Linked DNA regions of Mus musculus: region 2 is linked to region 1. A link is a contact called in ENCODE Hi-C or POLR2A ChIA-PET data. All regions are on one chromosome and are shown on one strand. The core of a region is the stretch at or near the end of the contact, and the rest is flanking DNA. Distances in the headings are between cores, read along the strand shown.

Region 1 (3,325 bases), core at 777-3,276:
TAACAATTAAGTGAATTGTAAGGTATAATATACATTTATAACATCCAGTCCATCATATTTGGCAGTTTAGATAAAGTATTCTATCATCTATCCTAACTTAGAGTTTACAATTCTGTACCTGAATTATATTTGACTTTAACTTCCATTACCATCTGAAATCATCCTTTCAAATCTACATCATCTTCTTTAATGCTAAACAACTTAATTTTGGTTATGAGACTATAACTAGTCTTCAACCCCATCAGAGATCTGAGAAGGAATTAAACATTACCTGAATATGTAGGAAGCACATAGACATACCTTCCAAAACTTAGAGAATTTGTAGAGACAGCTGGCTGCCTGGACAGTCCCCTATACTCCTTATAATATTGGAGCCTCTGTCTTCAGCCTTCTGGCCCAGAACCATCTGACAGATCTTAATTGAAGCAGGAATTATAAAGAACTAGCTTACCCTGTATTGGCAGAGCTTAGCAATTGACTATCCTGTATCCATTTGTCATGGGAAGAAGCCAGGAGAGTGCAGCCCAGAGGGCTGCCCAACTGGGTCCAAGACAGCCAAAATAGAACATAGAATTAGTAAGTAATAACTCGGGATTAACTGCATGAAGGTTAGGCAGTGGCCCAACTATTGTGATGTTTAAAGCATATTGAAATATAAAGACTATATGTTTGCCTTTAATTTGGGAACATAAACCATTGAGGCGGGTAGCAGAACCCACCACTGGGATTTTATAATATTAATTTCAACAGTCAGCCAAGCATATGTTCCCAAATGCCACAGCTCAGTTCTCCTGACTTTGAACTTGGTAATGTCACATCACATTCCATGGGCTTTTGTGCCTTCTTTCACTACTGTCTTTGGTGCATATACTGTGGCTTATCACTTTAACAGCTATATAGTATTGCACTGGGTTGACTAGTTTACCCCCAGGTTCATGTTCAGACTGTTACTTGATTTGAAAACAGGGTCAGTTAAGTTAGTATGAGTTAGTATGGGGATGTGGAGGAGTCCTAATTCTCATGACCATGCCCTCATGTAAAGGCTGTGTGAACATGGACAGGAGGGAGAAGGCCTCGTGGGCCGGATGTGAGGATACCAGTGACATAGCTACCAGACAGGATGCCAACCCAGCAATTGCCAGCTGCTGCTGGAAGGGGCAAGGCAGGGAACAAATGCTCCTCAGAGGCCCCAACAGGAACCAACCCTGCTGATCCTCAATTTCCGTCTTCTAGCTCCTGAATTTGATAGCAAGAATTTTTAGGTTGGAGATGTAACTCAGATGGAACAGTATCTAGCATGTGCAAAGCCCTGTGGCCAGTACCTCGTGAAGCAGGGGTGGTGGCACATGCCTGGAATTCCAGAAGTTTTGGAAGTAGGAGCTAGAAGACCAGAAGTTCAGTGTCATCCGACTATTCACAGAGAGTTGGAACCAACATGGGCTAGAAATGGTGTTTTGGAAAAAAAATATTTTTTTTTAATTAAAATTTTCTTTTGGTTGTGTCAGGCAGTGGTGGTGAATGCCTTTAATCTCAAAATTCAGGAGACCTAGGCAGGTAGATCTCTGAGTTCAAGGCCAGCGTGGTCTGCAGAGTGAGTTCCAGGACAGCCAGGGCCACACAGAGAAACCCTGTATCTGAAAAATCTGGCTTAAGTTGCCCAGTTGGTGAACCTAGAAAGCATATATAGCACTATAGAATTCAGCCTCAATTGGTTTATAAATAATACACCACCACTTTCCAGTCCATTCTGCAGTTAAAGTTGTTAGCTTGATGTTATGATCAGAGCTGTTAGGAATACTGCATCTGTGAACACTCTTGTCTCTGTACCCTGTACCCAGGGGCCTGCTTTCCCTGGTAACACATCCCAAGAACCCTGGTGATGAGACACACTTAGGAGGAGGAAGAGGGTGATGATGCACCGGTCAGAACCTCTGGAGACACTCCCTCAGACCTGTCAGCTCTGCTCTGTCTCTTGTCTTGGTTCTCCTGCAAACTTCCAGCCCTCCCCAGCTGTGACCCTGGCCGCAGCCATCACTTGCAGGCTGCAGACATCTCCTACTGACCTGCCTCCACCTCCACCCAGGAACTCAATTGTGTTTGAGGTTCAGTGCCTCTGTGGAGAAACTCAGACAAAGCATTTCAACCCCAAAGTCCCTAACAATGGCTCCTTCTTACAAGAGGAGATCTCTTAAGTCTCACCCACATATCAAGAAGTTCATTGATTTTAGAGCATGGCTACCCTTAAGGACAGTGAGATGCCAAGAGCAGAAAGACCAGACAACATGGGGTGAGAGAGGCCAGTGCCTTCCCAGTAAACGCTGGAGTACCAGCGCACTGGCTGCAGCAGCATCTCCCAGAGGCCAAGTCACAAGGGGAAAATAAAAGGAATGTCTGTCAGCCTCTAAAGGGGCTCATTCCTGAAAATGAGTCACTTCCTCAACTCCCAGGTCGTGGCTGCGATTGTTTATCCCATGGAGCTCTGAGGCCACCTCACAGGGGGCTGGGCCACCCTGGTTCTGAGTTCTGAGCATAACATCCACTTGTTATGATTCTGTGTTCCATCGGACTCCAGCTTCGTAACATTTGTATTGGTCTGTACAACCTGTTCTGAGAAACTATGAAAATAGTAATATTGCAGTAAATAAAGTTATTTTTCTCTTTTCCTTTTAGGGAACTCCTGCTGCTTTGAATTTAAAATCCTATGACAAATCTGTGGTTAACCCCACCCATTGGTACTCCAAAGCCCCGAATTGATTTTTTTTCCCCCTGTGATGACTTCATCATTCAATACTCACTCTCTGTTGGCTAAGACCCTCCCACAAAGAAGTTCTGAGAAGATCGTGGGGGTGGGGAAGGGTGGTGGCTCAGAGTCACAATGCTTCAGCTGTCGTTACTGTGAAGTTTGACAAAGGATTCTGCACTTGGAACAGTTTCCACTGCCTTGTTTTCCAGTGTTTGACAACAGTAAACACACCTGCAGGGACGTCTCGGGGAGACAGCTTTCAGAGCGGGCTTGGTCAGGGAAGCATTACTGTAATGAGTAATGCAGAAAATTGAATTTACTGAGAAACAAGGGGAGATGATGAAGCTGTGTGTACAAGGCTGTCACCTCTGTGTTTAGTAGCACCTGTGCTGGGCAAGAAGGAGGGAAGAACAAGGAACCTAGGAAGATGTGAACTCAAAAAACAAACTAAAACCCACGAGTACCAACCTTCAACTCTAATCTGTCTCCCTTCGTTTCAGGGTCCACCACATGGGTGACTTACAAACTGGACTTTTCACCACGGCTACACAGACACCCAATCAGTACACAGAGAAGCTACCT
Region 2 (2,971 bases), core at 259-2,758, 40 kb before region 1:
GTGCTCAGTGAATATGTGAGCACCTGAATGAATCCTTGGGAACTTTTTTGGGAGACAGAGTGTTAAGACAAAATGAAAGAGTCAGTCAGTGAGCCTTATTTTGCTCTCTTGTTAAAAAAAGAGTTCAAGGAGAAAAACAAAATCTCAGAGGTGGTTAGAGAAATGGAACATGGGACTGTTCGGTGGCATCACTGAGAACAGAAAGGAATCTGGAGTTTGGGGCCAATGATGATGATCAGGCTGGCTAGTTAGAAGGTACAAGGGAGGATTATTTTTTTCTGGATATAATGTGTGTTCTTTTATCCGAATAAGTTAAAATCTAGCTTGGGAAACTTGATTTAAAGAATAACAAGAGTCTATATAGAACATAGACCAGCTTCCAAACAGCAAATAACAGGGAGGAACAGGGTTAAACTGCCCTGAGAAACACAGAAAACTATTTCCATCAACAGACAAGGCAGTCAAGTTTGATTAGCATTGACAAAGATACTCTGCCAGACACAGTGGTGCAGGTGTGAAGGCAAGGGGGTTAAAGTACAAGACCTTCCCGTGCTACAGTGTGATCCTGGCCAGCTGGGGCAGCAGTGAGATCTGCCTCAAAATATAAGTTAAAAGTGGGACAGGTTGCTGGGGAGATAGGACAGCAAGGCTAAAAGGCCCTAGGTTCAATCCCTAGTGAGCACACACAGACACAGAGACACAGACAGACATACACAGACACACATACATGCACATAGGCACACAGACACACAGATACAGATATACACAGACATACACACATACAGCATACACACAGACACATACAGATACATACAGACACACATGCACACAGACACAGACACATACAGACACACATGCACAGACACAGAGACAAACAGATACAGACATACACAGACACATACATACATGCACACAGACACAAACACACACACACAGACACATACAGACACAGAGACACACACACAGACAGAGACACACACACAGACACAGACACACACGGTGAGGAATGGCACTCTGGCCTTGGGTAAAATTATGTCTGGCTTCTCTGAACCCTGTCCTCAGCCAGGCCCTGGTCTTGGCCCATACAGCTGTAGCCTCTCTGCCTTTACATCAGTTCTCCTGCTGGCCACTAAGAGCCGAAAACTTCCAACAGTTTTTAGCAGCTTGGGGCCATATCCCTATGAGGACAACCCCAGGCCTCTTGAGCCCCTGCCCATAAAGCTCAGTGATGTTGAAAGAATTTACTTTGTCCTAAAATCCACCAGTCTCTGTGACCACCCCCCTCGCCTTGAAGTGCTTACTCAACAAACAAAATACTTTATCATTGTGAATCATTTCTCTGACCCTTTATGGCATGTCTTCTACAAGTCAGAAATATCTTTCCCAAGGATCCAGGAACACTGTAAACATCAAGACAGATGGGGCTTCTGCCCCTGTCTCCTAGGCTCTGTGGAGGAGTGGGAACCTATCTTTAGTGAGCTTCAGTTGGCAAGTGTGAGAGCCCCGGTGACATCAGCTGTCACCATCACCCCCACCCCCAAACGCACACCCTTCGGAGCCTTTGCTTTAGCTCACCCAGCGCAGCTTGCTGGCGCACACCCCTCCTGCCCCTGGGTTATGGTAGAGCTAACTGAGGCTATCCCCTCCTGCCTTGGGTTTTGGTAGAGCTAACCAAAAATCCTTTCCCAAGGATTTCCTAGATCCTTGGGAAAGATATTTCTGACTTGTAGAAGACATGCCATAAAAGGGCCAGTCTTGAGTAAAAATCACCCTTGCTGCCTCCAAACAGTTTCTGGCTTTGGGGCTATCTGAGAGCTGTGACTTCAGCACTAATGGGAGTCTTGAAGAGAAAGGGATAAAATTGTAATATATACGTATGTATGTGCATATACATATGTATGTGTGTGTGTGTGTGTGTGTGTGTGCACATCTGGTTAAGAGGCAGGAGACAGTGACTTTTCCAACCCTTCCCCCTGGCCACACCCGGCCAGTTTGTCAAATCTTTGGTAAACATTCCTCAAGTAGTTCCTTGAATGCAAGAAAAGGTTCAGAAGACCCTTTAGGTACCCAGAGTACAGACAAGTGGCTCGGCCATCCTCCCCTGACTCCGTGTATCTCTTCCGTGTTCTTCCATTCCAGAGGCCGAGCTCCTTAAGGCCTGCTATTCCTTCCAGGGCCCCAGATTTCTGAATGAGCAGAGATCCTGTCCAGCTGACCCCATACGCGATGTGAGATGCACGTGGCCTGTGTTCTCCAGTGGACGAGCGCACACCACTGGGCACCCAGAAAGGGCTTTCTTCCCTGACCGTGTGGCCAGAATCCCCCCAAAACCAGAAGCACATATGGTTGCCAGAGAGACCAACTTTGTGACTCAGAATGTACCATCTGCTAAGCAGCTTTTAACTGAAGCTCCAAGAGACAGAAGCTGGCTGGAAAAAAATCGCGCCAGTTGATTCAGTAGGATTATCTTTGCTAAAAGAGGGCTTTCTGTGTTTAATTAGTTGGAAGCTGTTCTGTCACAGGCGGATGATTTGGATGTCAGATGTTTGGGTTTCCTGCTTGCTTCCCCCACCCCCACCCCCCAGTTTTGAGCCTCACTGAATCTCAGTTAATACCAGCTTCTGGCCTCCCCGTCTACCCTAGGCTACACTGTCCATCTTCCAATGCAACCAACGTCATAGAGGCCTTTTATGCACCGTTTAGGATTCAGGTGAGTGATTTCAGATTGGTGAAGGAGCCAAGGCTCCCAAATATGAGGGACTGTGTGCTCAGAACTATATATGCCCACGGTCATGTGAGCTTAAGCCAGAGCCACAGGGCAACCATGAGCTGGGAAGGTGGGGGCGGTGGGGGCGGTGGGGACTGTACAGTGTTAATTCCTTTTTGTCCGGGACTCCAGGGACCTCCAGAAGCTTAGCCAGCTCCATCTGCTCCTACTGGGGGACACTCTCACTTAAGCAATCACCACTAC

What was found. Hi-C counts contacts between places; a loop is a spot of excess contacts on that map. ChIA-PET counts read pairs that join two places held with the same protein, here RNA polymerase II (POLR2A).
Region 2: a map of heart shows a loop between it and region 1 (4-fold over the local background). The contact joins two enhancer-like sites. A Hi-C loop is called at or near these places in 6 of 37 maps with a recorded cell type or tissue (CH12.LX, heart and left cerebral cortex). POLR2A ChIA-PET finds 5 or more read pairs at or near these places in 1 of 5 experiments (Patski).

What each region holds. Positions count from the first base shown.
Region 1 is chr14:31,962,859-31,966,183 of GRCm38, reverse strand. No RefSeq gene overlaps it. Among named protein-coding and RNA genes, the nearest start is that of Gm41125, 21 kb to the right of the region's middle. Within about 2 kb of position 2,026, at least 1 of the 3 ENCODE cell types and tissues checked has a DNase peak (open chromatin) inside an H3K27ac peak, as active enhancers do.
Region 2 is chr14:32,002,624-32,005,594 of GRCm38, reverse strand. No RefSeq gene overlaps it. Among named protein-coding and RNA genes, the nearest start is that of Galnt15, 25 kb to the left of the region's middle. Within about 2 kb of position 1,508, at least 2 of the 3 ENCODE cell types and tissues checked have a DNase peak (open chromatin) inside an H3K27ac peak, as active enhancers do.